Regions from separate parts of the Mus musculus genome. Here regions 2, 3 and 4 are each linked to region 1. A link is a loop called in an ENCODE intact Hi-C map of the cell type or tissue named here. Cell type or tissue: heart. All regions are shown on one strand. Region 1 holds the start of Acat1 (acetyl-Coenzyme A acetyltransferase 1). Region 2 holds the start of Ddx10 (DEAD box helicase 10). Region 3 holds the start of Cul5 (cullin 5). Region 4 holds the start of Atm (ataxia telangiectasia mutated).

The links. Peaks named below come from ENCODE experiments on the same cell type or tissue, not always from the same donor. Only the 100,000 strongest peaks of a DNase experiment are listed, where the experiment ranks them.
Region 2: a loop joins it to region 1, with 5 times the contacts of the local background. A loop is called at or near these places in 2 of 42 quality-filtered maps.
Region 3: a loop joins it to region 1, with 3.0 times the contacts of the local background. A loop is called at or near these places in 7 of 42 quality-filtered maps.
Region 4: a loop joins it to region 1, with 2.2 times the contacts of the local background. A loop is called at or near these places in 3 of 42 quality-filtered maps.

Annotation. Positions count from the first base shown.
Region 1 is chr9:53,605,793-53,613,792 of GRCm38, forward strand. Acat1 (acetyl-Coenzyme A acetyltransferase 1) reads right to left here and starts at 4,558. Exons shown (of 12, transcript NM_144784.3): 1 at 4,421-4,558. The coding sequence starts at 4,483. In heart, no CTCF peak of the experiment used is centred here; a DNase peak (open chromatin) is centred at 4,629; H3K4me3 peaks cover 1,558 bases; H3K27ac peaks cover 712 bases.
Region 2 is chr9:53,244,097-53,252,096 of GRCm38, forward strand. It overlaps Ddx10 (DEAD box helicase 10), which reads right to left and starts at 4,016. Exons shown (of 18, transcript NM_029936.2): 1 at 3,722-4,016. The coding sequence starts at 3,907. In heart, no CTCF peak of the experiment used is centred here; a DNase peak (open chromatin) is centred at 4,095; H3K4me3 peaks cover 1,903 bases; H3K27ac peaks cover 1,131 bases.
Region 3 is chr9:53,663,230-53,671,229 of GRCm38, forward strand. Cul5 (cullin 5) reads right to left here and starts at 4,278. Exons shown (of 19, transcript NM_027807.4): 1 at 3,809-4,278. The coding sequence starts at 3,832. It overlaps Gm16124 (predicted gene 16124), which reads left to right and starts at 3,864. Exons shown (of 2, transcript NR_166653.1): 1 at 3,864-4,126. In heart, a CTCF peak has its summit at 6,777 (motif pointing right); DNase peaks (open chromatin) are centred at 3,862 and 4,272; H3K4me3 peaks cover 1,837 bases; H3K27ac peaks cover 1,402 bases.
Region 4 is chr9:53,532,212-53,540,211 of GRCm38, forward strand. It overlaps Atm (ataxia telangiectasia mutated), which reads right to left and starts at 4,460. Exons shown (of 63, transcript NM_007499.3): 1 at 4,352-4,460; 2 at 1,654-1,755; 3 at 1,449-1,561. The coding sequence starts at 1,725. It overlaps Npat (nuclear protein in the AT region), which reads left to right and starts at 4,836. Exons shown (of 18, transcript NM_001081152.1): 1 at 4,836-4,977. The coding sequence starts at 4,941. In heart, a CTCF peak has its summit at 4,684; a DNase peak (open chromatin) is centred at 4,660; H3K4me3 peaks cover 3,350 bases; H3K27ac peaks cover 2,567 bases.

The DNA.
Region 1 (8,000 bases):
GCAGCAAACAAGAAGCCCGGAGTAGCTGCAGCCTATCTATCTTACATGGTCAAAAAAGCCTCTCTGGGCTGGCCATGGGGCTGAAAAGCAGAGTCAGCCTTAGGGAGAACTAGGCGTCTGAGGCACAGGGAATGGCCAGCCTATTGTAACAAGAGAGGACAAGGCAGGGAGGGCTGAGAGTAGAGCTCAGTAGGGGAATGCTTGCTGAGGCTCTGATGTCACTTCTGGGTGTCTTAGGGTTTCTGTTGCTGCAATGAAACATCATGACCAAAAAGTAAGTTGAGGAAGAAACAGTTTACTGGGCTTACACTTCTGCACTGCTGTTCATCACCCAAGGAAGTCAGGACAGAAACTCACACAGGGTAGGAACCTGGAGGCAAGAGCTGATGCACAGGCCATGGAGGGGTGCTGCTTACTGGCTTGCTCCCCCAGGCTTCCCAGCCTGCTTTCTTATAGAACCCAGGACCACCAGCCCAAGGATGGCACCACCCATAAGGGGCTGGACCCTCTCCATCAATTGGTAATTGAGAAAATATCTCATGAAGGAATTTTCTCACCCAAGGCTCCTTTCTCTTTGATGACTTCAGCTTGTGTCAGGTTGACACAAAACCAGCCAGTATGCTGGGGGGAAAAAGTGACAAGCAGAAGTAGGCAAGCCCATGACCTGAGGCTGCAGACATGGGAAGATCTGGATTCTGCCCATGCAATCCCCAGCTACTTTCCTAAGAAAGCTCTCGCCACAGCATAAAGAGCTGAATGTAGCAGGCAAGAATAGAAGGTGGGGGGTGGGGGCTGGCAATGGTGAGTATGGCTACTTTTAGGAGGTCCAGGGGGGTAGACACAGGTCCTGGAATACCTTAAAGTCAGGAGTGCCCACGGCTACTGCTGGTCTCCTTTCACCAACAGGCATCTTAAAGCCCTGCAGACCCAGCATCTGAAGTCACGAAGCCAGGGAAGGGGGAGGGCTGTCAAGTCCTCTAGGGCCTCTAATCTCTACCTTTATTGGCGCACGCCTTTAATCCCAGCACTTGGGAGGCAGAGGTAGGCGGATTTCTGAGTTCGAGGCTAGCCTGGTCTACAAAGTGAGTTCCAGGAGAGCCAGGGCTACACAGAGAAACCCTGTCTTGAACCACCCCCCCCAAAAAAAAAAATATAACAGACCTCAGGAACCTGAGGCACTGCTCCTCCCAAACACTGCATCTCTCATTGGGCAGACATCAGTTACTTCACTGGTCAAGTCTGTCTCCTTTATAGGTATAGGTATAACCGGAGACACAAGAAAAAGAATCACAGGTCAATCCTGTATGTTAAAACAACTGTAAAACCCTGCCCAGCATGCCAGGCATTCAGAGCATCTCAGTACATGGGATGTGGAGGCAAAGGGTCAGGAATCCAAAGCCAGCATGGGCTACACAAGACTTGTGTGAAAAACACAGACAGCTGGGTGTTGGGGGTGTACGCCTTTAGTTCCAGCACTCAGAGGGAGGTCAATATTAAAGTTTGAGGCCAGCCTGGTCTACAGTGTGAATTCCAGGTCAAGGCTACAAAGAGAAACACAGTCTGAAAAAAAAAAGACAGACAGACAGACAGATAACAGGATAAAGTCCCATAAAGATTTGTTGACCACAGAGAGGCTTGTGTGTACTTGAAAGCAAAGGTTAAAGAGCCCACACAATGGGTGAAAGGTCAATTCCCATTCTACAATATGGCACAGATTATTAAAAATTCTTCTTTGAGGGGCTGGTGAGATGGCTCAGTGGGTAAGAGCACCCGACTGCTTTTCCAAAGGTCCGAAGTTCAAATCCCAGCAACCACATGGTGGCTCACAACCATCCGTAACGAGATCTGACGCCCTCTTCTGGAGTGTCTGAAGACAGCTACAGTGTACTTACATGTAATAAATAAATAAATCTTTAAAAAAAAAATGATTTGAGGTTCAAGGAAGAAAATTTAAAAAAAAATTCTTCTTTGAAAGATTTCTATGGTTATATAAATTACTGTTTAATTTAATTCAAGTGACATGCAATAATTCATTTCTACACTCGGGAGGCAGAGGCAGGCAGATTTCTGAGTTCGAGGCCAGCATGGTCTACAAAGTGAGTTCCAGGACAGCCAGGGATATACAGAGAAACCCTGTCTCGGAAAAGCCACAAAAAAGAAAAAAAAAATCTTTTCTAGAGTTCAAAAAGGTGAACTGGGCTGGAGAACTTGGATTCAGTCCCAAGCACCCGACTGTTAATTCCAGAACTCATGATGAAGAGGCAAAAAGAACATGCATTCTGGAGACCATTCTAGAGTAGAGGAATACCCAACATAAAGGGGAGATGGGCACATGGCATATGCTACATAACCTACAAGTGGTAAAAAGAGCCCAGAACACAGGCAACTAGACAGTATAAAAATAAATGCTGGGAAGAGACAAATTTAGGTCATTGGGACCCAGAGAAGAAGAAGATAGAGAAGGCCCCAAATCTAGGACTAAGAGCGTAGGGGATTCATTGATCATTAAATTACATTTGATACTGTACAGAAATCCCTCCTCCAGACCCAAGTTCTATATCAATTTCTATACATCAATTTTATTTTGGTTGCCCTGTTTTGAGACCATCTTTCACTATACAGCCCAGGGTAGCCTCAAATCACAATCCTCCTGCCTCAGCTTCTTCAATGCAGAATTACATTTAGATGGACTCCATTACACCAGTTCAGACTCACTTTTATCATGCAGAAGATAGTTTGCACTTGGTTATAAAGCCTCCAGTGTAGACTAAGCCGGCTCTGCACACTTCTGTTTACACACCTTGACTACCTGGCTTATCTAATTAATTCGTCCAGGCACATTATCCAGAATCCCAGTTAACCTAATTTCATGGACCTCTCTCCAGCCATCCTCGCGAAACTTACTTACTCATCCAGAACTCCTCTGGGCATGATGGCTACTCTTTCAATTCCAGATAATCCAGAGGCTGAGGTAGGGGAGTGAGGAGTTCAAAGTCAGATGACCTAGTTAGCAAAACCACTAGAAAGAGAGTAATAGTAATGGTGGGGAGGGGGAGGAAGGAGAGTGGGGCTGGGGCGGGGAGAGAGGCAAGAAAAGGGAGGGGAGGAGAAGGAAGGGTCAGAAGGAAAAAGGCACACGAGTCTTTCTTGGGAACACTTTTTTTTTTTTATGCATATGAGTACACTGTAGCTGTCTTCAGACACACCAGAAGAAGGCATCAGATTCCTTTTTTTACAGATGGTTGTGAGGCACCATGTGGTTGCTGGGAATTGAACTCAGGACCTTTGGAAGAACAGTCAGTGCTCTTAACCACAGAGCCATCTCTCCAGCCCCGGGAACACTTATTTTACGAGTGAGGTTCTGCCCATCTCCAGATGAGAAAATAGACTATCCCTCTGGCTTTCCTATTACTGCAGTCACCCAGTACTTATTGTTTTTTTATCTTTCGGAGACTGGGTATCTCCAAATTGCCCACGTGGGTTGAAATCCTTGATCTCAAGCTCCTCTTGCCCGAGCAGCAACTCAAGTAAGATTCATTTTATAGTTTGTTTGCCCTCAGCTTCCAGCTCCAAGCCTCGGGCCCTCAATTATTCTTTCACAATCTCTTGCAGAGCAATGCTCTCTTTCAGCTCCTATTGCCAGAACTACCCGTTTCGGCGAACCCTGATTTTCTCAGAAACAAAACCACGCAAACCTAACTCCAGACTCTTAAAGACTGACCGACAAAGTCTAGAATGTCACCTTTGGAAAGTACAAAGTGTTCGCCGAACACAACCATCAGAAGCGAGGCACTCACTTCAAATAAAAATTATTTCTTGTACTGTCTCAGTAGCCATCTTGTTAGTTTTAAGACAATCTTCTGATTGCCATATAGTGCCTGAGCTCTGATTAAGACAATTAATTAAACCAATGATTAGCCAGGTGGTGGTTCATGCCTTTAATCCCAGCACTCTGCAGGTGGAGGAAGACCAATGAGCTCGAAGCCAGCCTGATCTTGAGAGAGAGAGAGAGAGAGAGAGAGAGAGAGAGAGAGAGAGAGAGCGTTCCAGGGCAGCAAGGGTTCCACAGAAAAACCAGTGGAACAAAATACAAACCAAACCCCAAAACTCAAACCAATCAAACAAAAAAACAAGGAAAAGGAAATCACAAGGTCACAAAAACGTCTTAGAAACTCCTGGGCCTACAGAGAGACTCAGCTCTCTGCAGTCTGGGATCGCGCCTGGTCAGGCCCAAGCTTTGCTGCACAGCTGATGCGGAGCGTGACAGTAGCACAGACTGACAGGTGGACTGACACACGACGGCGCAGGCACTCGATCCCCAAGGCGCTGGTGCTGAGCGCTGTGGCCCACGAGGACGGACCTCGCGGGCGGCTGGTGGGCTCCCCGATCCCGGCCCACCCCCGGAATCGACCCTGCTCACCTGCAGCAGCCCGCGAAGCAGAGGCCTGCGGACGACGCCGTGCAGAGCCACCAGGGCAGCCATGGAGACGCGAAAGGCTGTCAAGGGCAGAGAGACGCGCCGCGGCCTCCACTTCCCCACCGCAGAGCTTGCGACGTCGTGGCGGGCACCGCCCCGACCCTCTCCTCCAATAGCAGTCCAAGATCGCTGCGCTTGGCGGCGATTGGCCCGTAGCCAGAGGGCGGGGCCTGGCGCTTGGCCCGAGGACTGAGCTGAGGCTCTCCTGGACCAAAAAAAAAAAAAAAAAAAAAAAAAAAAAAGGACTAATGACCACGTGGCTTGACACCTAGGTGGTGCACGCTAAACTGTTGATTGTTGATGCCAGTTGTTTCTGCCTCCAGATGCCTGTAGTTTTCGTGCAGTCCGAGACTTTCCATTCACTTTGCCGTGCCTGATCAGGTGACTGTATTACCCAGACAAAGGATGTTGGTAAATGTTTCCAGCAATTCCCATTATATTCATTTATAATACAAATAAACCAATTTCTTACGTTAAAAGAATGTTGAAGTTGTTTTTCTGTAGGATGCTAAGTAAAATACATATTACTATCTAAACTTCACTGAGTAATAATAAGATTACATCAACTTTCAAAGAAACTCCCCGCAGGCTGGGTGTGATGGGACACACTCAGGAAAGAGGCAGGTGGATCTCTATGAGTTCGACGCCAGCCTGGTCCACATAGCGAGTCCCTGAACAACTAAAACTACAGACGGAGACCCTGTCTCCAAATAATTAAAACAAAACAGAAACAGTGCATTAACTGATATTACATGATAATTCTCACATTTGTGTAACCCATTGCTAAGGCTAGTTGGAGGATTGTTTTGCTTAGGTTTTGTTTGGTTAGTTTTTAGATAGGGTCCCACGGTGTAGCTCTGGCTATCCTGGAATTCACTATGTAGACCAGGATGGTCTTGAGCTCACAGAGATCTTTCTGTCTTTGCCTCCCTAGTGCTGGTATTAAAAGCACTATGCCAGGCCATTTGCTGACTTTGAATCTTCAGTTGGGGATAGCAGATCTTTCTGCTTGTGACATTAATTTTCCTTGATGTAAAACAAAAGGCACAACATACAAATTGAACAATTTACTTCAAGTCGACTTGTTTCATGTAATTGTGTGCACTCCTGTGTAGGCCAAGGGTAAACCTCAGATAACTCCCTCTGAGACTCTCTGCTGCTTTTTGTTTGGTGTTTTTTGTTTTGTTTTGTTTTTGTTTGTTTTGTGAGACAGGGTCTATCTCTCCTTGCACTAGAATGGCTGGCTAATAAGCCACCATCTCTACTCCTTCAACCCTATCCACCCATCCATGGAACTGGGGCTACAATCAAGGGCCACCACGCCTAGCTCTTTACATGGATGATGCTCTAAACGCTTTCTTGTGATGCAAACACTTTGCACACTGAATCATCTTCCCAGACCCTTTTGGGGTAAAGTGTGTGTATGTGTATATGCACCTTTGTGTATCTGCACCAAGTGCATACAGGCGCCTGAAGAGGACAGTAGAGGGCGTCAAAACTCCTAAAACTGAAGTTGTAGGTAGTTGGGAACTGTCTGTTGTGTTCTGAGAGCTGAACCCAGGTCCTTTCTAAGAGCTGATAGTATTTTTAACTGCTGAACCATAAGCCCCACTTTTGTTTTGTTTTTCAAGTTAGAGTCTCATGTAGCCTAGGATGCACTCAATCCCACTAGGTAGTCAAAGATGACCTTGAAGTTCTACTCCTCCAATGTCCACCTTTAGATTGCTGGCAACAGAGGTGGGTATTGATCCCAGGTCTTCATATAATCTAGGCAAGTATACTAAGCTATCTCTTCACTATGAAGCCTACCGTTTCCTTGCATGGTGGGGGTGTGCCTTCCTCATTAAGATACTCACTATATCAAAATGTCTTGGGTGATTGGCAAAGCTTTGGGATGGGCTTCTATAAGAAGCCTACACATCTTCAACATGGTTTTTGTTTTGTTGGGGTAGTTTTGGCTTGTCTGTTTGTTTTGGAATGTAATTGGCAAAGGAGGGATGAATGTCCCACAGCGTGAATGTGGAGGTCAGAACACTCGCTGGAGTAGACGCTCTCTCTTCATAACATAGGGCCCTGGGATCAAACTCAGGTGACAGGATTGGTAGCAAGGTCCTTCACCCACTGAGCCATCTGTGCTGGGCATGGTGGTGAACACCTTTAATCACAGCATTTGGGGGGCAAAGGCAGGTTGATCAGAGTTCCAGGACAGCCACAGCTATCAGACACAAAAATCATCTTACTTACTACTTCAATCTCATTGTTATGTGTGTTCTTTTTAGTTTTAGCAGGCTATAATTGCCTATAAATTTATTTTTTCTAGATTTTCAAATTTGATGGAATATAAGGATTCAAAGTGGTCGAGACGCTAATGTTCATTGTAATTTTTTTCTGCTCTAATTTTATTAATTTGTATTTTTGTATTTTGGCTAATTCAGCTGGAGGTTGTCATTCTTGTTTTTTTTTTTTTTTTTTCCCCCAAAAAGCTATTGCATTGGTTCTTTGTTTACAGCCATTAGATTTGGGGGGGGGGGGTTGGCTTTTTTCTGAGACAAGGTTTTGTCTCAAGGCCCTAATTGGCCTGGAACTCACTGTAGTCCAGGCTAGCTTTGACCTTGCAGTGATATTATTACTGCCTCAGGCTCCGCCATACTGGGAGTCTAAGCGTGTCAAGCTTCTCCATTTAATTTCTGCCCTGATTTTTGTGGTTCTGATATTGCTATTTTTCTAAGACCTTGAAGCTCACCATTATTTGAGAGCCCTGTGATTTAAAAAAAAAAAAGTTATGTATGAGTGTTTTTGCCTGCATGCATATCTATCCTCCAAATGTATGCCTGGTGGGCACAGAGGAAGAAAAGGGACCCTTGAAACTGGAGTTACATAAAGTTGTGAGCCACCAGGTGGATGCTGAGACTCAAACCTATGAAAAGGCAGCAAATGTTCTTAACTGTTCGGTCACAAGCCCCTCAAAATTTTGTGAAAAAACAAAAACAAAAATCAAACCTTAAGCCAGGTGTTGCAGCACACAAATTTTATCCCAGCCCTCAGGAGGCAGAGTGCACATAGTGGGCTCTAGAACAGCCAGGACTATGTAGAAATCTATTTCTCACAAAAACAAATAGATTAACATCTTAGTCTAGCACACTAGATCTTACCAGGATTCTGTTGTTTGGCGAGAGGTGTTACCTTTATAGTCTTTAGTAGTGACTTTATGTACAAATAGACAGGTCTTCTACCCATAAATTCCATTTTCCAAAACCAACTAAGTTTATATTATGGTTAGCCTTTGTAACACACGTGCTGCAGAGCATTTGTGGAGTCAGATGATAACTGTGTAGGGTGGATTCTCTTCCCCACTTTTACACAGGCCGTGAGGACTGAAGACCGGTCACCAAGCTTCACATCAAATGCCTTTACCCACTGAGCCACCCTGCCAGCCCTTTAGCTTTGTTTTCATCATCTTGTAGTATAAGCTGGTTTCCAACTCTTTATATAGCTAAGGAGGACTCTGAGCTCATGATTCCCA
Region 2 (8,000 bases), 360 kb before region 1:
TTTATTTGGAAGAATGTGGATTTGGGAACTTTGGATCTGGACAGCAGTGGAATGATTTAATTCAGGCTTAATGGGCTATCCTGTAGGAATATGAAGACTTTGTTGCTGAGAGTGATTTGAACTGTACAGACCTGACCTGGCCCAAGAGATTTCAGTGAAGAAGATTTTCAGTATGTGTCCTAGAGACTGTTTTTGTGGTATTTTGGTGAAGAATGTGGCTGATTTTTGCCCTTATCTGAAAAGCCTACATGAGGTTAAGGTAAAGAAGATTTATAGTAATTGCATTGACAAAGGAAGACTCAAAAAAGCCCAGCAGAGACTTTGTTCTCTGGTTAGATCTCATTAAGAGCATTTTGAACAAGCATACCAAGCTTAGAAAACAAAAATATAAAATATATCATTTGAGTATTAAAGGGGCACCAGGAAGTGAAATGGAACTGAATCTTGTATTCAGGGATATTAAAATGAATTAAGGGAATGGTAACCTTGGGACAAGATTGCACCCTGCTAAATTCAGGTCTAGGCATGGTAATACAAACCTTTAATCCCAGAAGGCAAAGGCAAGCAGATCTCTGAGTTCAAGACCATCCTGGTACAGAACAAGTTCCAAGTAGAGAAAAACTTAAATGCGTAAGTAGTGGACATCTTTAACCCAGCACTTAAGAAATAGGCATGCAGATCTCTGAATTCAAAGTCAGTCTACAGAGCAAATTCTAGCATAACCAAGATTAGGCAGAGAATAAATTCATTGAAAACAGAAAGTTGGTGATACTATAATAGAACAAGGGAGCCATGTTGAAGCCCCAGGAAACAGAATTCAGCAGCTTCACTCATTTGGCTCTGGCTTTATAGTCAAGATGAGAAGGAGACTAATGGGATAACTAATGTTAGTTAGCTGGACCTAAGAAATTAACAGTGATTAAGAAGAGACCAGCATCACTGAAGTGAAATCTGGGAAATGTTTTCTGAGAACACAAAGAAGCTATGTTCTCAGAGATAGTCAAAGTTGTCCCTCATGCTACAGCTGTACTTGGTAATGTGTAAGAATCACCCAGGGGTATCAATTTTGAAAGTATAAAAGGATCATGGAGAGCAACTGAAGGTTGGCACTGTGAGAGGCCATGGAAAGCGACTGGTGAAGGTGCAGCCTCAGCTGAAATTGACAGCTGAGGACTGAAGGGGTCATGCAAAGTTGAGACTTGGCACCATGGAAAAAGCCTATGAAAGGCTATTGGTGAAGTCTAGTTGCAGCAGAAGACCCCTGTGTATTGGAGATGCCAGTACCATGGGATGGTCACCATGAACAGAAGCAGCAATGGAATGGAGTCAACCAGAGCCTAGAATGCTATGAGCTGGAGATGTAACCCAAGCCCTTTGGAGGAGTCCAGAACATCATGTATAGATCCCAGACACTGAAACAAGAAGCTGTGATGTTGAAGTTGCCTTGGAGACCCAAAGATGTTAAAAATGCCAGAGCCGTGGGATATCTGCAGAGGAAAGTTGCTAACAGAGAGTGGAACCAGCCCAGGAGAAAGAACTTTACTGCAATCAATATAAATGAAAATGAGTTGAGATCTAAAGACCACTTTAACATCAGACATGAGATGCAGAGTTTGGAGTTTGCCCAGCTGGTTTCCTGTCTTTCTTTGGGGATTAGAGTTAAGTGATTGGATGAATCTCAGAATAGACCTTGAACTTGGACTAAATTGTTGACACTGCTATAAACTATGGGGACTTTGGAAATGGGACCAAATGTACTTCTTTATTATGCTACGACCAAGTACTCATAGACTCATACGTTTTAACAAGCCGATGGAGGCCAGGGAGTAGAATGTGATGCTTTGTATAAGCTTGGCACAGGGAGTAGCACTATTAAAAGGAGTGGCCCTATTGGAGTAGGTGTGTCACTGTGAGTATGGGCTTTCAGACCCTCATTCTAGCTGCCTGGAAGCCAGTATTCAGCCAGCAGCCTACAGATGAAGATGTAGAACTCTCAGCTTGCCTGCACCATGCCTGCCTGGATGCTGCATGTTCCCATTTTGATGATAATGGACTGAACCTCTGAACCTGTAAGCCAGGCCCAATTAAATGTTGTCCTTATAAGAGTTGCCTTGGTCATGGTGTTCATTCACAGCAGTAAAACCCTAACTAAGACATTCAGCATAGGCAGAAATAAGGATATGAACTCAGAAAAGTTCTGGGTAGAACAAAACAAGGAGTCACAGCTCCACGGAAGTAAACCAAGCACAGGCTAAGGCTACATTCTCCAAGCAATTCTAGTCACAGTTCAAAACAAAATCCAAAAGCAATTTGTTAATAATAGCCTCTTTTTTAATTTGTCTTTTTTCTATATGACAGGCATTGTGAATAATGTTTTCCACACTTTATCTTAATTCCTCACAACTTATGAGGCAGGTACTACTACTAAGCCTTTTAAAATAAGGGGGGAGGGTGTGAATAGTGTAAGAAAAGTAACCAAAGTCATATAGCTGGTGAGCCAAATCCGAATCAAATTATCTGAAGTCAAAACCCCAACTAATTCTTAAATGTTGCCAACTCTGAACAGTTTATCTAGTTGTCGCTGTTGCTGTTGCTGTTTAAGCTACAAGATAGCAAGTAATGACTTTTAATTCCAGGATGATTCTACCTATTAAATCCCAAACTAGAAAGGTGGCATTCACTGGAAAGGTGAGAAAGGTAGATGAATGCTGGAAAATATGGGTTTTAAGAGGATGGATAGAAGTAACATTCCTAAGGGGCAGACACCTAGGGCAGGAAAACACGCCAGCTTGTCTAAGTGTTAACTATGAGACTACTCATCTAGGAACACTGGCTACAAGATGCTGATGTCAGGAAGAGGCAAACACATTCCATTGTCTTTCCACTGATTCTTGGTGAAAACCATGAAGACAATGAGACAAAGAACAAAAGATGATGCTAAGGGACAGAGCCAATTCCCAACTTAAAGATCGAGAGCTGTGGAAACAGACACAGGTCTAGGTTCCAATTCCACACTACTAGATGTGGGAAATTAGGGCCAGTTTCTTATCCTCTCCAAACTCTACAGTTCTTATCCGTTAAATGGACTACTAGGATCCATCCACACCTCAAGATAGGGGCAAAGAATATAAAACATGGAGAGTACTTAAAGATATTTCTATTATTTTAAACATTTCCCACGAACAACAGCGTTTTCTTACATCACTCCAGATTTTAGCTTATTTATTTCATTTTTGAGACCAAGTTTCACGTATCACTGACTGACCTCGAACTTGCTATAAAGCCTTGGATGACTTTGCACCTCTGATCCCCCTGCCTCCACCTCCTTAGTGCTCAATATGTGCCCGGTTTATGTGGAGCTGGGGATTGAACCCAGGACTTCCTGCGTGTTGGGCTAGCACTCTACTGAAGGCTCTCACTCCATCCGCTAGGTTCTTTCCACAGCGGTCACTATTGCCTCTCTGTTCTGTCACCACTGCTGCACCACATGTCCCTACCCGGAGTGTCACCGCATTTCTATCACTTTTCCCAGCACTGCGGAAAGTAGAAGAGTCAGACCTGGGTAGCGACACCCAACAGACCACTAGTGAGGCCCCGTTGGCCGGGTCCGCCCCTTTCCCACACCACCCTGACCCTAAGTCCACCACAGCGGCAACACCTCCGGGCTGCACCCACCCTCGCTCCCCAGAGCCCCGCCGAACGTGCCCCGAGCCCACCTCACCTTCTCGTAGTTTTGCATGAGGCGGCTGATCCCCTCGCGCTCGACCTGCCATTCCGGCTTCTTTAGCTGCTTCCTCCGCTCCTTCTTTTGGTGCTGCCTGTGGCTGTGTTTTTTCTTCCAGCGATTAAAGCTCCGCACCGGGTCGGGTCGGGTTCCCTGACCCAGAGAAGCAACCGTTTTGCCCATGGCGGGGGCTGCCAGGACCCACGACGCCGCTACACGGGAGCCTCCTCGCTCCTCAAGGCACAGCACGGAAGACGCGAAACCAGCGTGTGGAGAAGGCGCAGGGGCGCACGCGCAAGTCCGGGAACCCGCCCCCAAGCTGGGGAGAGTGGGCACACATTAATGACGACAGGCAATGCGCGGACGATGATTGGTGATTTGGCTTCCGCTGGGCGGGGCGATCTTAAGACGCCAGGGGAAAGCGTGCACGGAGGAACTGGGCGTGCTCCACTGCTTCCGAGAGTGCTTGGGGCTTCCGGAAACAGCGCAAGTACACTGCTTATTGCTAGTATGGTGAAGTCATACTCAGCGTAAAGTACTGCTTTTCATTTACTCTGGATTCAAGTGTGCCCAACATTCGCGAGTACACTGCTATACGTTATAGAGTATGTAGGTCGTAGTTACTTTGTAGATCAGACTGGCCTCAAATTTATAAGAATTCACCTGCCTCCTGAATACTCTAATTTCAGTTAAATGCCACCGTGTTGACTCAAAATGCTTTAAAGCAAACTTTTCAATTAACAAAAAGTTACATAATACAGAAAAATACACTTACACATAGACATCGTAAAGATGCCTCTGGAGAGCATCCTAAACATCAATCACCATTTATCTTACAAAGTGTCAAAAACAAACAAAACAAAACAAAACAAAAACCAAACCCTGAGATGATTACTGTGTTAGTCACTGAACTATTACTGTGAAGAGACACCATGACCAAGGCAACTTTTATAGAAAGAAGCATCATTTAACTGGGCTGGCTTACAGTTTCACAGGTTTAGTCCATTATCATCATGACAGGGAAGGCATGCCAGCATCCAGGTGGGCACTGGAGCAGTACCTAAGAGCTGCATCCTGATCCATAGGCAGGACACAGACACACAGACACACACACACACACCTGCGTGCGCACGCACACGCACGTACGCACGCATGAACAGCGACACTGTGCCTGGCATGGACTTTTGAAACTCCAAAGTTTTGAAACTGTGACTCCAAATATATGAGCCTATGGAAATCATTCTTATTCAAACCATCACATTTACTCTCAGTTTTAACAACTGGGTGGCCTTAACTGAATATTCACATTGTATATTTTATAGTGATTTTTTTTTTCAAGACAGGGTTTCTCTGTGTAGCACTGGCTGTTCTGGAACTCACTCTGTAGACCAGGCTGGCCTCGAACTCAGAAATCCACCTACCTCTGCCTCCCAAGTGCTGGGATTAAAGGCGTGTGCCACCACTGCCCAGCTATAATGATTTTTAAGTTAAGTAAATGTTTATTTCCACGACTATGACTATAGCTATAAGTTAAACCAAGATTTTTTTTCATATTTTCCATCACTACACTTTTTTTGTTTTGTTTTGTTTTGTTTTTCGAGACAGGGTTTCTCTGTATAGCTGTCCTGGAACTCACTTTGTAGACCAGGCTGGCCTCGAACTAAGAAATCCCTCTGCCTCCCAAGTGCCTCCCAAGTGCTGGGATTAAAGGTGTGTGCCACCAAACCCTGCTATCACTATACTTTTTAAATGCACTCACACATGCACACACACACACACACACACAAACACCATGTGTCTTGTGAACTTTTCCAAGGGCAAGTGAAATAGGGCACCAACAATGACTAAAGCAAGGAATGGATTCTACCCCTTAGAGAACCAATGAGTATAATTATCCAGACCATTGAGATTTCTTTTTAAAGTATGAGCAATGTTAGGCAGCTCCACCACTGATGAAAAAAAAAAATGTATCTCTCAGCTCCTCAGGAACCCCTCCCCTGTAGTGTGACTGGGATATTCTCTTTGAGGGCTATAACTGTCTAGCCAATAAACTCAGGAGGACTTGGTATTGATGCAAAGGTGCCAGAAAAATCAACAAATGTTGGAGCTCTCAAAATCAGAGACCAACATCGAGTTCTTATCCCACAGATCCTACCAATGAAACCCAGTCAGACAGAAACAGTGGACAAGTGAGTTCAAAAGTAGAACAGTTCATTAAATCCTGATAAGGAGGCAGAGGTCCTGAGAACAGAGTAAAGATGGTAAGCCAGAGCTGCCCAACAGAAGACATCCAAGGGTGAACTGCCATTATCCAGCTTTTTGCCTGTTTATTTGTTTGCTTTTAAAGGGGGAGGGCTTTCCCCTGTTGATACATCTACAATGCAACTTCACATATAAAGCTCGGGGAAAATTACAAGACAAGTTAGATAAGGGCATCAACAATGACTAAGGCAAGAGATGGATTCTACCCTCTCTTCAGTGTTGGGGACTAGACCCAGGATCTTGGGTATGCTGGACAAGCACCCTATAGGCTGAGCTGCATCTCCAGTCAATTTCCCTATATTTTGAATAAGCAATCAGAAACTGTAAAAGAAAAACCATGGAGGAGAAAATCCTAATTTTTATTTACCTTTCCTGGAACAGTATTGCAGAAAAACAAAAAACAAACAAACAAAAACAAGAAGTAAACAAGGAAGAAGAAAGACTGTACAAGCCACCAGATCAGGACATGGACTTCAGGATCATGATTTCTAGACATGGAAGGGAAATTGGATCTATGAAATCTCAATAATGTTGTTGGTTGAAAAACCCCTGCATAATGACAACACCAGTAGACATGCCACCATAGATGGGGAAATTCCACAAGTCCCTGCCACTAGAGGCAGAGCTACAGGAAATGAATAGCTGCTGAGAAAGAGAGGAGAATCAGTTTTCTTTAGGAACAAGCCCCTGAATAGGTCATCCAATCCCAAGTGGTCGGCCCCAAACACATGCACAGATGAGCAATACTAAATAGAATCAGTAGGTCACATGCACTTATAAATAAATAAATAAATAAATAAATCTCTTTTTAAAAGATTTCAGAGTTCTGACACTTACCTCACAGTTAAATAGACAGCTGCATATTTCCTGACTGTTTGTTTGTTTGTTTGTTTTTCTATAACATTGTTCCAGGGAAGGTAAACAGATCCTGGATCTTCTTCTGCCTGGTTTTTCCTTTACCAGTCTCTGATTCCTTATTTAAAATATTAAAAAAAAAAAACTGGCTGGAGATGCAATTCAGAGTGCTTGCTTATCATACACAAGATCCTGAGTCCAGTCCCCAACATTGAATAACATTAGACATCACAAGATGTCTAATAAACATTAGACATCACAGTGCACACCTGTAATCCCAGAACTCAGACGATATAGGTAGGGGCCGTTGGGACTTTAAGATTATCCTTGGATACATGCCAAGGGCAAGATCAGCTAAAGCTATTCAAGACCTTGTCTCAAAAAGCAAAACAAGAAAACACTTGAAAAAACATATAGGAAAAACTAAGGTATCAGGTTTAAGAATCTTAGTCCACCCCTCAAAAAAAATCTGCAGAATAACATCTATGTTCACATAAATACAAGGGCCCCCTCCACCCATCATTTTGTTTTCTGTGATTTTTTTTAACCAACAGTCAACTGCAGTCCAAAAATAATTAATATTTGTCTTGATTCTCCCATATAGTAGAACCATGGAACTTTATTTCAGTACATTGTTATAACTGTTCTGTTTGATTAGTAATTACTGTGTCTAATCTATGTGTTACACTGAATCAGAGGTCTGAGTGTATAGGGTAAGCATGCTATATATGAAGTAGTGTAGCATGGATCATAAAACTTGGTGGCTCTCACGTGCTGAGAGAGAGGCCAAAGGAGGACCAATCTCAAGCAGCTGAGCCCTGACAGCTTACCTCACAGACAGAGGACAAGAACACAAATTTTCTCCTTATTTCATTTTTGTTCTGTAAAATTATAACACTGTCATAGGAAAAGAGAGAGAAGCTAGAAGCCTGTGTCTCCTTGGTTGAACCAAACTGCAAAGAAATCTATTTCACTTTATCAATTTCTATCTCTTGATTTTTTTTTAATACAAGGAAACTCTGAAGGCAGACTTGTGGCCCACGTACCTGGTGATGTCTACACAGTTTGGAATTACCCATGGCTTTGGACGTTCCTAAGGATGTACAGTGTGTCCCCTATGGAGAAGAAGGCATTACATGTTGTTTGTTTGGACTTTGTT
Region 3 (8,000 bases), 57 kb after region 1:
TAGTGAAAGAGTGGCATGTGTATCCCCAGGACTCCCTCCCAGCCAATCTAGGGTAACTGGAAAATTCTAAGCAAGTGAGAGAGAGAGCCGGTCAAAAAACAAGGTGGACAGCTCCCGGGTTGACTCTGCCTTCCACATTCAAACATATACATATGCAAACACACAGTATCCATTCTTCAAAATTTCCTCCAATGCTCTCTTCCTAGTTTTCTTTAATCATCCCATCAAAAATATTTCAATATGTAAGGCACAGTAACATTTCTGAAACTTCTCCTGCATTAAGAGAAAACCATCAGTTCAATCTTCTTGAATGACAGATTTCCATAGACCATGGGCATTATTATGTCTGTCTTTCAATTCCTTAGGGTACCATTGCACGTTGGTATCTAATAAAATACTATAAGAATGAATAAATACTAGACATTTAGACTTGCTTGTTTGTACTTTTATATTCTGTCCAAATGATGAAAGTTTTCACTGAGAGAAAGCTGGGCATCCCATTTCAGTTCTTTTTCAGTTTCTTGTTGAAAGATCCAACTGAGATGGTTTCAAATGATTGGCAGGATGGACCATAGCTAAGCAAGAAAGTGATAGGGTCAGAAACCTAATTTGGCCTAGAGATCAGATTAGCACTAAGAGATAAAATTATGAAAGAGGTGTTGTAACTGCACCAGAACAACAACAAAATACAAAGACAGAAAGAGCTCAAGATTGAATCCAGAGAAATAATTTGTATGTTAGTGAAAAACAAGTGATTGTGGAAGACAGTAAAAATAAGGAGAAAAAAAAATCACACAAAAAAGAGAGAAACAGCAGAGAATGAGAAGTAATACCAGACAAGAGGATGAAGCTTATCAACAAGAATCTGGTTTGGCAATCAGGATATCCCTACTGTTCAGGCTCTTACATCCGACAGCTTCAAGGTAACTGAATGGGCCAATTAAGGGAAAAGAGGGCTACAAAGGGCCCACGGGCAAAGTCTTACAGGCTTATACAAGAGACACAAGAGATACAAGCCTTCTTATAGTTACATAGGGGAAAAGAAAAGAGCAGCAGGAGGGAGACATGCCACCAAGTCCAGAAGGACACTGCAGGCTCAACAAAACAGGTGGAGGGCAACCTGAAAAAGAGCTGTGGTAATATGGGGAAATCAGAAAGACCCATGGTAGTGGCCAAGGGAAATAAATGAACACTGCTGGTTAGTGTTAGGAACTAAGAGGAGTGAAAACATTTGAACAATTGCTGTTTGGAGTAGAAGAACCAACTGAAACTGAAGAGAATGAGCACTCTGGGCTCAGATGACAACTACAAAAGAAAAAGAACAGGCAGAATTAAGTATCAAGTAATCCAAAGTAGGAGATGAAACGGGGCTGTGATGAAATGTTCTACAGCTAGACTGTGTAAGGAAAACAGGGATAGGTCCCACATGAAACGGAGTCAGAAGATTCAACCAGTTGCAAACTGTATTGTCAAATATGCACTACATACTCAAAAAATTGCCAAAATCCAATTGACAGTTCACTTGATCTAACCAGAAAACATGATCCCAAATAAAATAAAATGCCAATATAAAAGCAGATCTTATTGCATCAGATTCTTAGAAATTTCATAAAGTTTCTAATCTTATTTTCTCAAATGTACTAGTAGTTATTTCTCTGAATTCTGTCAACTATAAAAACAAAACAACCTAACCCCAAACAAATGAGACAAAACAAAAAAACCACCTTTCTGGAAGTCACAAGCAAGCTGAGATTTTCCCCCTGAAGGGGCTCGGGCTCATTATTCAGCATGTGTCAGGTACAGCTGGTAGATCTGGGACTGACTCACACTACTCTTGTCTGACCGATGGACATGCTAATTCTCTCTTTGGTAAAATCTACTTGCATAAGTCCAAGGCATTTCTCAAATAAGCCAATATACTAGTCCAACAAAAAATATGCTAATTTGGCCACTCCCCAGTAAGCTCTATAGCTACTCAAGGTAGTAACAGCCCTGAATTTAATAATCCCATATATTAAATCATAGACAGACCCTGGCTGGTCCTCACATATTCCAAAGACAAACTTCAGTCTCCCCATTTTATGATTAGTACTTTTCAAAATATGAGTATTTGGAATCCCTCTCCCCAAAAGTTCCAACAACTAAAATAGGTAAATGTTTGACAATGTAGAGATAACAGAATCAAATGTCTGTTTATTATGTCCTTCATATTACAACAGTACTAGCTATAGAAAATCAGACTATCAGCCAGGCCTTGTGGGGAACACCCAGAATCCTCTCTTAAGTTCAAGAGCAGCCTGGTCTACACAGTGAGTACCAAGATCAGGTAAAGCTACAAAGATCTTTTTGAAAATTCCTATTTCTGGCATCTGACTTCACTCAGTTGGTTACTGGTCTTTCCAGTATATTGTCATGAAGTTACAGTACTTCTTTTTCTCTCTTGCTTTGAGTCAGGCTCTAATGACAGCCCTGACTGGCCTGGATTCAGAGATCAGCCTGCCTCAGCTTCAAAAATGTTGGGACTAGGGCTGGTGAGATGGCTCAGTGGTTAAGAGCACTAACTGCTCTTCCTAGGTCCTGAGATCAAATCCCAGCAACCACATGGTGGCTCACAACCATCTGTACAGCTACAGTGTACTCATATACTTAAATAAATCTTAAAAAAAAAAAAAAAAGAGCGTTGGGACTAAAGGTATGTGCTACCATATTGGAATGCAGAGCTTTAAAAATCATCCTAGTTATCTTTACTCCTAGCTGGGTCAGGTAGGCCTTTTCATTCCCCTCAGCCTCAGTGTAGACAATGGATTTCTGTGACTTCAAGGCCAGCTAGGTTACACAGCAAGTTCTGGCAAGACGGGTCCAATGAGACCCTTTTTTAGGGGGGAGGGAGCATTATCTATTATTATCTATTATTATTATTATTAATTCACACAGCCTGCGAACATAGTGTTTATGTCCCCTCAGGTAATCACTAGTCCCATATTTCAGTTAGTAAGTTCAGGTCAGAATTCTTACTAAAAAACACAAACTCGCCTCAATTGTCTTCCTCAATCCTCATTTTTTTAGAGATGATTCTACATAACCTGCTCGCCCTGGGACTCTCCTGGCATTTACAACTTTTCAATGCTTTCTTTAAATGAAAACTTTTCTACACCCTAAAAGGATGGACAGCAGCACTTGATCGGGTGCCATCGATGTCCTATAAGGGAGGTCAGGATTGGGAGACAGTTCCTCAAGGGACAGAGAAAAGGTGGAAATAGACGGCCAGGCGTGAGAGAACTGGTGGGAAGGTGTGACATTCAGAGAAGGGAGGAAAGAGGTGAAGTGGCAGGCAGGCACTGCTGTCTAACTCACAGTTCCTGCAGAGTGCGAACAGAAATTAAGGAATGGGGTTGGGGGAGCATGGGGGGACCAGCCATTGAAACCTGCTAGGCAGCATTTTGCTGGGATTTTTTTCCCCTATTATGTCTTTGACACTCCATTCAGAAGGGACGGGCCCCAAGAGTCACAATGATGGGTTGGTGCGGCCCAGCGACACTGCTCTCGCTCCCAGCCGGGGTTGGTCCCTTGAAAGCATCGCTGCGAGTCGGTGAGCCGGCGGGAGGAACCCACCAGGTCCTCTGGACCCCCGAGGCCAGGGCCCGGCGTCGGGGTGCTCGGGCAACAGCCACCCCGGCTCATTCCGGTGGACAACCCCGAACCGCTCTCCTCATACACATCTTGCCGCTCCCACGGAGCCCGGTCCTTCCCCGGGAGCCGAGCGCATCGATGGCCGGGCAAAAGCCCGGCTGCAGCCGGGGGGACTTACCTTTAACAGATTAGACGTCGCCATGTTCTCAACTTGGACTCTCGCGAGACGGGGCGAGACTTGGCGGCGCTCGGGGCCAGGCCTCCTCGAGAGGCCGGGGTTCCCAGCAGGACCCCGCAGGCCGCGGCGGGGGATGCGGGGGACGCCGGAGCGGCGTGCCGTCAGCGCCGAGCTCGTCCCGGGCAGCCGTGCTTCCTCGGGCTTTCCAGCTACATGGTCACCCCGGCCTGCCCACGCGAGAGAGCGCATGCAAACGCTTGAGGAGACGCGAGCGGCGAATGGTGGGAAGGGACCGGGAGCCGACCAGACCGGGAAGAGGTAGTAGCCACTTCCTCGGGCCTCCCCAGCTCGCCTTCGCTTCTGCCGCTGGGCTTGCACCCGCTTGGGCCGCCGGCAACGACTTTATCTCGGCTTAGGGCCCGCACCTCAGGGTCCGTGGCGGCGTCACGTGACGCGGCGGGCGGGGGCGTGCTCGGGAGCAACCCAGGCGACAGCAAGCCACTGGGTCCCGAGGCCCGCGCGGAGGGTGCGAGCGCGCCCTCTGCTGGCTGGAGCCGGCGCAGCCCTCACGCGCTCGCCCCAGATCGGAATGGCTATTCAGAGCTCAGGATTAGATTAGCCTGGAAGGCTTCTTACTGCTGTCCTCAGGAAATGCTGACTGAGAGAAGGCGCCCAGTCAATTAATAAATGATGCACAAACGTACTGTTATTCCTATAAACAAAAAAAAAAACCCTGCTTGTTCAAGAAGTGATTGTTAATCTTGGGTTCCTTAAGACATATCCTAGAGCACCCTATAGTATTTTCTCCAAATTGCATCGCTTCTGATCACGAATCTCTGATCAAGGGAAGAGAATGTAATTTATACAGGGATCTCTCAGGTTAGCTGTTATTTAATGCATTATGCAAGTTCCTAATACTACCCTTTGGGGGTTTTAGTTGCTTGGTTGGTTGGTTGGATTGGTTTTTGACAGTTTCTCTATGTAGCCCTGGCTGTACTGAAACGCCATCTGTAGACCAGGCTGGTCTTGAACTCGGAGAGTGGAGGTAGGTGCCTCTGCCTCCCAAGTGTTGGGATTAAAGGTGTGGGAAACCACCACCTGGTATCAAATTTGTTTCTTTGAAACTCATCTCTCACTGTCCAACAATTTTAGTCTCAGTACTCAAAGCAGAGGCAAGAGGATCTCCGTAAGATTGGGGACAGCCTGGTCTACAGAGCAAGTTTCAGAACAGCTAGGTCAAAAAACCCAAGAAAACAAAAGTTTCTCAAACGTTGCTAGTGCATTCTTTATATTAATATAACCTGGGGTGCTACTTAGAAAAGCAGACTTTCAGGCTCCACTCTGAAGGATTTTATTTCATATATTATGCCTGAAAACTCCTTTTGCCCCAAGCATTCCAGGTAGCTATGTTTAAAGAAGACTTTCTATGTATTCTTGGATGGCCAGGAATTCTGTATGTAGACCAAGTTGACCTAGAACTCTAGAGTTCTGCCTGCCTCTGCCTCCAGAGTGACTGGTGGGATTATAGGTATACGCCTCCCTCGGAAAAGGCCAAGAGTTCTTTATATCTGCTTCGTGCTGGGTGTGGTGGAGCATGCCTTTAATCCTAGCACACTCTTAAGTTCCAGGCCAATTAGAGCTATAAAGTGAGACCCCTATCTAAACAATATAGCACTTAAAGTGAGTTAAGATTTGCTACTTTAGGACTGAAGAGATAGCTCAGTGGTTAAGAGCACTGACTGCTCTTCCATAGGTCCTCAGTTCAATTCCCAGCAACCACATGGTGGCTCACAACCATCTGTAATGGGATCCAATGCCCTCTTCTGGTGTGTCTGAAGACGGCTACAGCGTACCCATATGCATAAAATAAATAAATCTTAAAAAAAAAATCTGCTACTTCACAATGGGCCTTAGTTATCTTGTTTGTGAAATTAGTATTAAAACATCTATAGCATAGTGCTATGGCAAAAATTAAATGTAAAGGCTAGAGAGATGGCCCAGTATACTCACATACATTAAAAATAAAATAAAATAAAAAGGGTATCATAGTCCATTAAAAAAATAAAAATGACAAAACCGGGTGTGGTGCCGCTCGCCTTTAATCCCAGCACTTGGGAGGCAGAGGCAGGTGGATTTCTGAGTTCAAGGCCAGCCAGGGCTACACAGAGAAACCCTGCCTCAAAAAACACAAAACAAACAAACAAACAAGACATGATTCTATTCATTTTTGGTTTTGTTCTGTTGTTTTTCACAACAGAAAGATTTCTCTGTGTAGCTCTGACTCTCCTGGAACTCGCTCTTTAAACAGGATGGCCTTGAACTCGGAGATCTGCCTGCCTCTGTCTCCTGAGTGCTGGGATTAGAGTTTGCCACCACCTCAGCTGATTCCATACATTTTAATAGATTAATTACTGAATGCTGGAATTTATCACTCATGGCAGAAACCTTAAGTATTAATTAAACATTGTGAAAAGAACAGTGAAGAAGAAAAAAAAAGCCAAGGATGCAAAAATAGAAGGGAGAATAGTCCAGAGAGATGACTCGGGTAAAAAAATATACCGGCTGTCTGGAAAGATCCAGTTCTGTGGGGGATCTAATGCTTCCGGCCTCCGAGGGACTCTGTACTCACATACATATACACAGAGAGATACACATACACACAACACACATGTAAGTATGTTAATTTTGACATGCCATGACTAGCTCAAAGATTGGGCACTCCTAAACTTTCCCCTGCTAGTAAACACTCCCGTCTGGTACTCCTGAGACTCCTAAACCTTCCCATGCTTCCCGGGTAGCCAGTGGCCACTTACCCAACTTCTTGTACGAACAAGGCAAAGCTGTTTGGCCTTGCTCTCTTGCTGTTCTTATATCCAGTCCTTCCTCTCTTCCTCTAGTCTGGTTATCTAGCCCTTGCAATTCTCCAGGTCCTGCCCTCTCTCCATTGGCCCAGCCATTGTAAGGCAAGTCTTTATTACCAATCAGAGCCAGCTGGGGGCAGACTTTCTTTACAAACGGAGAACACCAGCCAATACAGTTTCTAAGCTTTGAACTTTAACCTCGGCATCTTGAGTCTCATTAGCCTCCATCCTCCTTTTAGGAAGAAATGTTTCAATCAAGGAGTAGCCACACAACCTGCCACCCCTCCCTTTGGCTTATATTCTTTCCATCCTTACTTCTATGATGCTTTCTGAGCTTATTGGGAGGCACGGGTGGTAATTGTAGGTACCCAGTTATTTTTTTCCATGGGAAGCTGAACACCGGGCCACTCTGCCACAGCCACAGTTAATTCTCAGGAGGTTAGCTAAGTGGTTAACGAGTCTCTGCAGTACACTGCAGGAAAGGAAATCCCTCCACGACAAACTAGGCTGACAGCTGCAGTAATTATGTGTATAATCACAAATGTTTAAAAGGCAATTTACAGCTGGGCGTGGTGGCGCACGCCTTTAATCCCAGCACTTGGGAGGCGGAGGCAGGCGGATTTCTGAGTTGGAGGCCAGCCTGGTCTACAAAGTGAGTTCCAGGACAGCCAGGGCTATAGAGAGAAACCCTGTCTTGAAAACAAACCAAAAAAAAAAAAGGCAATTTACTAGGCACATCATACTCATTTAACAGTGCAGTAGCAGTTGCTTCTCCACTGAGGCCTAAGACCTTCCCAGCCACTGGCATTTTGTCCTTTGTTACAGCACTGTGTGTAAATTTTCTTTGTGGAACAGACTAGAAGCTCAATCCTAAAATTAGTTGTTTACATTCCCAACAGTCATGCCACTGTGCACCAAGGAATGCATATCATTTCTCAGTGTAACATTAAGATCCTTATTAAGGACTGGGCAGTGGTAGCACACACTTTTAATCCCAGCACTTGGGAGACAGAGGCAAGGTTCGAGGAGAACCTGGTCTACAGGGAGAGTTCTGTGGACGTGGGCTGTAGCAAAGGCATATCTGCTATCCACATGGATGTTAATTTTCTTGCTGGCTCCAAGTTCCAAGGCCTTGGTGAGGGCAATTAGCTCCACTTTCTGTGTCCATGTGCCATGGGATAGAGGTGCAGGGGAATGGGTGGAGGTAGAGGTTCTGCCCAGATGACTTTTGTGCCATCCACCACAGCAGTACCTGCTTGTCTCTGACCTTCATGGAGAAAATTGCTCCCATCTATAAACCAGGTAGCCTCAGCTTTCAGCAGGCATCAGTT
Region 4 (8,000 bases), 74 kb before region 1:
GGACCAGGGTTCACTACCCAGCATCCATGGAGGAGAGCTTACAACCTCTATATAACTCTAGTTTAAGGATATCCAATGTCTACAGAAGCACATAAATAAATAATATTTTTTATAAAGCCCTTTTTCTTTCCCCAACAAGTCTTACAATATCTGTTTTTAATTATAAATGAACTTATGGTTGAAAATTTAGTTTCAATATAGACACGTATCAAGTCTGCCACAAAAAAGTAAATTTTTAAACTTTTTTTTTTTTTTTTAAAGACAGGGTTTCTCTGTGTAGCCCTGGCTGCCCTGGAACTCACTTTGTAGACCAGGCTGGAAATCCGCCTGCCTCTGCCTCTGCCTCTGCCTCTGCCTCTGCCTCTGCCTCTGCCTCCGAAGTGCTGGGATTAAAGGTGTGCACCACCACCGCCTGGCTAGTATTTTTCTCTTTTTAATTTTTAAAAGTTTTATTGTAAACTGACGATTTATAATTGCATGTGTTTATAGGGCGCAAAATGATGTCATGATCCAGGGTGGAATGATTATACCAAGCTAATGCCAGATACTTATAATCAGCAATAATAAAATGATAAACTTATATTATAACTTACTTTTTTGTTGATTTGAGACAAGATCTGTTAGCCCTGGCTGTCCTGGAACTTTTATGGCTCAGGCAGGCCTAGAATTCAGAGATTTGCCCACCTCATCTCCAGAGTGCTACCATCGCCCAGCTACTGTAACTTATGTTTAAAACAAATTTGAAACAGATTCTTATAGTAAAAATGAACAGAATCCTCATGTTGTTTTTGCTCTATTTGAGACAGAGTTTCCCTATATAGACCAGATAGGACAAGAACTCACTATGAAAGCCAGACTGGCCTGGCCTCCTGCCTCAGCCTCAAGAAAGCAGTATGACAGGAATCCTATGATGCCTCTTGTTTTCTTAAAACAATTTAGTTATTATTTATTTACTTTATGTATATGGGTACACTATAACTGAACAGATGGTTGTGAGCCTTCATGAGGTTGTTGGGAATTGAATTTTTAGAACCTCTGCTCACTCTGGTCGGCCCCACTAGCTCATCCCTGCTAGCTCCGGCCCATAGATTTATTTATTTTATACATAAGTACACTGTAGCTGTCTTCAGACATGCCAGAAGAGGGTGTCAGATCTCATTACAGGTAGTTGTGAGCCAGGACCTTAGGAAGAGCAGTCAGTGCTCTTACCCTCCGAGCCATCTCGCCAGCACCCTGATGCATCTTTCTTGTTGTTACAGGATATACATCTAAAATATTCTATCAAAGAAATGACATAAACCTTCCAGTGTTATGTATGTTTTTAAAACTTTCAGATAACCACTAAGGGTCAACTTCCTATGTAACACATAATGATATACAGCAAACAAAATTAAAGAGTAAAATGGCATCACAAAACAGAAAAAGAAACACAAGTTCAAAGAGGATACCTGAAAACAGCATCCCAATTCAGATATTTTCCTTGTTTGGAATCAGAATGCCTATCTAAATGTTGAACTGTTTCAGGATCCTGAATCAGGCGCTTAAATTTATCCACTTCTTTCTGAAAATAAAAAAACATAATAATAATAATAACATACTATGTTACCTATCACACATTTGCTTCAAGAAAAACAACTTCAAATACTATATTACCCTTCTTTCTGTAGCTCTGTCATGCTCTAACTGCCGGCAGCAAATGAGCAGATCATTGAGTGCTAGACTCATGGTTTAAGATTTCAGAACATGCATCCTCACCTGTAAAAAGAAATATACAAATTTCATTGATTTTTTTTTTTTTTTTTTGCTAAGGACTGGCTTGGTGCTTTAAGCATACTAAACATGTGATGTGCCAGTAAGCTGTACTTTAGACCTGTACGTAACTATTTTAGACATTAACTACACATTTAAACCTAACTATACATGCAGAGGCACACTGTGATCAAAGGCACAATAATTTTTCTTAACATTTCTATAGGACATTTTCTTAAAGTATATCAAAATTAGGCTCTAATTCTCAAATGTGTGCTTTGCCTAGCATGGTAATCTATTATTTTGAATAAAATGAAACAGTTCAGTATTATCTCTATAAAAGGAAAACATTCGCTGGGCGTGGTGGCACACGCCTTTAATCCCAGCACTTGGGAGGCAGAGGCAGGCGGATTTCTGAGTTCGAGGCCAGCTTGGTCTACAAAGTGAGTTCCAAGGCAGCCAGGGCTTCACAGAGAAACCCTGTCTCAAAAAACAAAAAAAAAAAAAAAGGAAAACATTCATTGATAACAGCAAACAATATTTGTTTCACATGTACAGTGTATCAGGTTAGGCATGCTATGGACAGCTAGAAAATAACTGAACCATACTGATACACAGCCTACCCTCTTGGAGACATCTGGTGACAATGGTGATGATACAAGTATTAATCCATAGTTCCAAGTTGCAACTTATGCCTCAAAGGAAATCAAAATACAGTAGAAAACAAAAGAAGAGAACAGAGAGTGCCACAGCACATTAGTGTAATCCCAATACCAGTGGGAAGGTAAAGAAAGGAGGATAGAAGTTTAAGGTCACCCTCAGTGAGATCAATGCCACACTGAGCTAAAGAAGCTCATACCCCCCCCCAAATTACAACAGTTTATCATTTAGATTAAATTGTTATGAATTAAGTAAATGCAAGATCTGAATGAACTGAATGGCAGAAAGAGGCAGAAAGGGGGGGGCAGTGAGGGAGAGGAGAGGGAGAGGAAGGGAGGGAGGGAGAGGGAGTAGGGGAGGGAGGGAGGAGGGGGAGGGAAGGAAAGAGAGAGAGGCAGGTAGATCTGTTGAATTCAAGGCTAGCCTGGTCTACAGAAAGAGTTCCAGGACAGCCAGGGCAACAGAGAAACCCTGACTCAAAAACAAACAAACCAACCAACCAAATAGTGGTGGGTGGCAGAACCAAAGCTATCCAACTAGATGAAGAGAGCTATCAAGTGAACAAATGCTGAGACATTAAAACAAGTAACATAGTTCAGCTCCCAACATTCAACTAAAAAAGCTTCCTAAGCAACAGCCCCTGAACAGACAAATCAAATCTTCCTTTTGAGGGTTCAGTCAAGTTGATGCATTTTGACAATAATTACATCTCCCCTTCCCAGAAATAACCCCACCTGTGGCATGTTAGTCTTGGCTAGTGGTAAAAAGCACTGGGGCTCAGTCAGGTATTGCAGGCCTAGGGGAGGCTCAGGCAGCACAATTGTGAGTTAGGGGCTAGCCTGGGTTGCAAAAGGGTGGGTTCTATGGTCAGGCTGTATTGTTCGGATCCAGGTCCATTCAATTAACAGTTATCCAACCTGCAACATGTTGGTTAAACTGGCACCTGTTTTCTGGATGCTAGATGAGAAAATGATACCAGTATCTACTTTAAGGAGTTCGTTTCCGTTTCTGTTTCCCTCTCCCCCACCACACACCTACTTTCTCTTTCTCTCTCTTACTATCTCACTCTTTCTCTCTCTCTCTCTCTCTCTTTCTCTCTCTCTCTCTCTCTCTCTCACACACACACACACACACAGCAAATATTCAGTATAACTGTCATCCTGTTACTGTCTTCTCTTACGATCGCTTTATAAATCTATTTGATGACTGTTTTTTTCCTCCTCTTCTTGCTCTCATCCCTTCCTCTGGCTTCAATACACTGGAAACTTGCAAAATCTGTATCACTCAATAACAAGAGCTCGTTACACTTTGTGCCTTTCCATGCACTTCCTTCTGTCTGAAAGCTTCGCTACCATCTTGCAGAAGAATTTACACCCGGCAAGATCTAGCAGCAAAGTCGATTCTTTCAGGCTCAGTTTCCACAGAACCAGTCCTTCCTCGGCTAACACAGTTTTTCCTATCACATTGTCGCTTTGAAAAAGTAGCTGTCTACTTATCTGTGCCAGGTGGCGGGGGTGGGACCGGGGAAGGAGCGCAGGTTAAACATTTTCAAAGGCTCAGAGTGGCTGCCACTTACCTACTACAGACAACACAGGCAATACAACTGACAATGAGAATACGAGACTGTGATTTCCAAGGGCCAGTGCTCTTAACTACGAACATGTGCAAACCTGTAGCTTAAATATAAATAAACGCTCTGAGACTAAAGTATGAGATTTAAAAAATCTAGATCGACCAGAACCCTTAAGATGACAGATAGGAAAGAGGGACGTGCAGAAGGGAAGATTTAGGCTCACTCCATCTAGGGTCTGCAGAAAGAGGGAGAAGATGACGGCCGTTCTGCAGAGAAGGGGTAAGAGCCATTCGGAAGCTGAGGAAAGATGGGCTCAGAAGAGAATTTTCCCCTCACAGAAGTCCCCGAGCGTTCGTCCCTCGCTCCTACCGCTGCATTCTGCCTGCCAATGCAAACCCAGGTCGCTTCGCCTTTTCCCGCGTGCACGGATCTAGCAGCTGGTTCTGTACGCACGCCTTCCCGCTTCCGGCTCTATAAAGCAGCAAGTTGGTAAGGCACGGGTGCCCCAAAGGAAGAAGTCGGCATGCGCCGCCGCACGACTGCGCTTGCGCGTAGGCATCACGCGCTCTCCAACTCAAAACACTCGCTCCCCTCAAAACAGTCTCCCGGCCTGAGGAAACGCGCCTGCGCAGTGCGCACCAATGGCGATTGCCCTCGCTCCCGCAACTCCGCCCAGGGGCCGACGCTCCCACAGCCGGCCACCAGGTCCTCTCTGGCCACAACCCTCCGCAGACGGAAATGACGACGGTTCCGAGGAGAACGGAGGCGGGTTTCATTTCGGCGCCTTTCTGTCTCCCGCGGAAGCGATTGGTTAGTGTGGCACGAAAGAGGCGGGACAAATTGCCGCGGGTTCAGCACCTCCAGTGGAACCGGGAGATGCGGCGGCGCCGGGGCTGTCGCCGTGTTTGCTTTGAGTTGAGTCTCGTCCCTTCAGGCCGCTCCCTGTGCAGCTCGGATCATGCTGTTACCCTCGGATGTAGCCAGGCTGGTATTGGGTAAGCGGCGGCCTGGGAGGGCGGGTGATCGGACCCGGGCTGAGGGGACGGAAAGACCAGGGGCTGAGGGGGAGGGCTGCTCGGGGTGGGGAAGCTCTGAGGAGTGGTCTGCTCCCGTCCAAGTTCAGACTAGCGGAGAGGCTCGGTCCCTCGGCGCCTTGGGACAGTCGAAGCTCCTCGGTGTAGGGATGTCCCTTCTCCTCCTGCTGCGCGATGGGGGCAGCCGAAGGGAGAAAGAAGCTCGGCGGGGAACACCTGGGGCCTGGATTCCGAGGCACAGCCAGGCCCGCTGGGACACCTGAAGGAGTGTCGCCTGCGTGATGGACGAGGCTGCGTGTCCCCTACCCTTTCCCTTGTCAAGAGCCGGGACTGATAAAGGAAAAGGCGGGGGGACCCCCGCTTCCCCGGCCGCCCAGCCTTGTGGAAAGACTTTCCGACGCCCTTACCCATAACCCGACCTTAGCACTGGGAATTTGGGACACAGGGAGGGCCCCACACCCCTGGCCCACCATAGTGGCTTGAAACGCCAATTGCATATTTCAGAACGGCAGCGTGTCGTGTTCTTGAGCAAATATTTAGGAGGTACGACGACTGACTTCTGGTTGCACACGTTCTAGCCCTCGTTTTCCTCCATTTTCGAAAAGGGTTTGTTCATAGACCACTGGTTGGTCGGGAGATACTGTCTCTGGAAAAGACTGTTTTCGTTGTTTGTCCTGTGAAAGAATAAAAGGGATTGTTCTGTAGGGAACAAGAGCCTCTTAGGCTCAAAACTGGACAGTGACTTTGAAACGTTATTTGGGACATCTCTAAAAGAAAGTGGTCGAAGTATGAGGACTCATTCCATAGTTTCCACAGCCGTTACGAACATTTGCTTTGTGCCCAGCCCTGTCCAAAAAATAAAAATTGCACATTAGGCAGGACTTATTTAAGAGGCTCTGTACGATTCTACTGTCCATTTTTTGAGAAACTTAAATACAAAAACTAGTGTTTTGAATGTTTTCATCTTCATCAGACTTGGATAGTTAAATTTATACCTGTGATTTTTAAACTTAGCTTTCTTGTAATTTTAAAATTAGGCTCATACAAAATTGGTTAAAAGTAGACTCACATGATTTTTTTTCTCCCCACCTATACGTATTGTTTAGGTAAGAACTGCGACTTTTAGCAGTCTTGTGATCCATATAAAATTCCATGATCATAGCCTCAAAAGTGGCTTTTGGAGTTTGGTAGTATGAACATTGAAAAGTGGATAATTTTTATGAGGATTTTTCCATGTTTTCTTTCCTCAGATTTTATGGGATGCTTAATAGCAACCCTGATTTCATTAGATACAAGTAGGATGTCATTCCTTCATGTAAGAAAGGGGGTGGGGAGGGGCTTTATATACTGTCAGCATATCCCCTGAAGAGAAAGTCCTGCCTTGTTAAGAAAACCTTAAGGAAATGACAGGGCCTTTCTAATTGGAATAATTATGTTTCTGCCCCACTAACAAGGTAACTTATTCTCTTGATGCCTAGAAACTCAAGTTGTTGCTTTTCATCCTTAAAATCATCTTTGTTGTTCAGATTCTGCTTTCAGTGCCATGAATTCCAGCATGCCTCCCATTCTGTTTTGGAATTGTGATGCCTTTCCTCATACTCTACTTGCAATTCATGTATACTCGGGTTGCAAATATTGCTGAAGCATCTAAAAATTGAACCTCTTTTGAACTTGGAATACAAAAAAAGCCTCCCACTATTTTCAGTTCTGTGATTTAGTACTATCTTTACACACACACACACACACACACACACACACACACACACTTCTATCTACAGGTTTATTGCTTGCTCAGGGTCCTTCTGTGGTACCCCCTTACCATCTTTAGCCCCTCTTTCTTGATTGCATATGGTCTTTGTTGTTGGTTGTTCTGTTGTCTTGTTCCAAACACTGCCAGATTTTTAAGCATAAGAGGAAAAGTAATTTTACTTAACATTCACTTCTTTCTTTCTTTATTTTTTTTACCCTTTAATACCAAAACATTTTTCTCAACTCCCTCTCACATTGTCCAGTGCCCTGTGTCACCCAGGAGATTACTAGTAAAACCGCCTGTTACTTAGTAGCTTTACTAGTTCACGTTCCTCTAACTCTTCAGCTTACTGCACTGAATTATTCACCTAAGTGTTCTCTACTCAGCCAGCTATTTATTGCCTCGATGGAATTTTTCAAACTCTTGTAGAGACCAAGATACATTGCTTGCTGCCTCTAGGTCATCAGTTTGGCTTTTACTAATATGTCATAGGAAGTGCTCTGTGGAGCTGGTTTCTACCCAGCCTCATCTTTTCAATATTTGCGCTAGGCTACAGTATACTAAAGTACTTACATTTTTTGAAATAGTATATTCCTTTCCCCCTGTGTTCCTTGTATTAAAGGTTCAAGTTAAATGTGATATCAGAAAGTTCTTTCAGTAGCCACTGTCCTATTAAAGTAACTTTGTTGGTGGATAAGAGATTTTCTTGGTGAGGTACACATAACAAAATTGATAATTACAGCTATTTTTAAGTTTATGGTTCTGTAGTATTAGTTACTACTGTCTACCTCTAAATTTTCTTTCTTCTTACTAAACTGAAACTTTCTTAATCAGTATTCTCTATTCAAACAAGAATTTTTGGATTCAAGTTTCAGAGTTCTTAGGAACTTCAAAAATGTTAAGTTCTATGTATAAAAGGAGCACTTTTACGATTGAAGGGTTCAGATTTTTTTTCAATTTCATAACTAGGTTAGTTTCTGTATGAGTTGGTGTCCATTCAGAAAACAGAAACTAAGTCCTATGTTTAATGTGATAGGATTTAATGAAGGACTTGGTTACACAGGTGGTGCCAAAGCTTCTTAGCTTATGGGATGAAGGAACTCAGCACAGCAGGAAGCCATGCTAATCCTGGAGACAGGGCGTTATACAGCATCCCAGAGACAACTATGTGGAAGATGAAACTGAAGTCTTGTCTCCTAAGGGACTGTCTGTAGTCAGAGCAAAGATTCGTGAG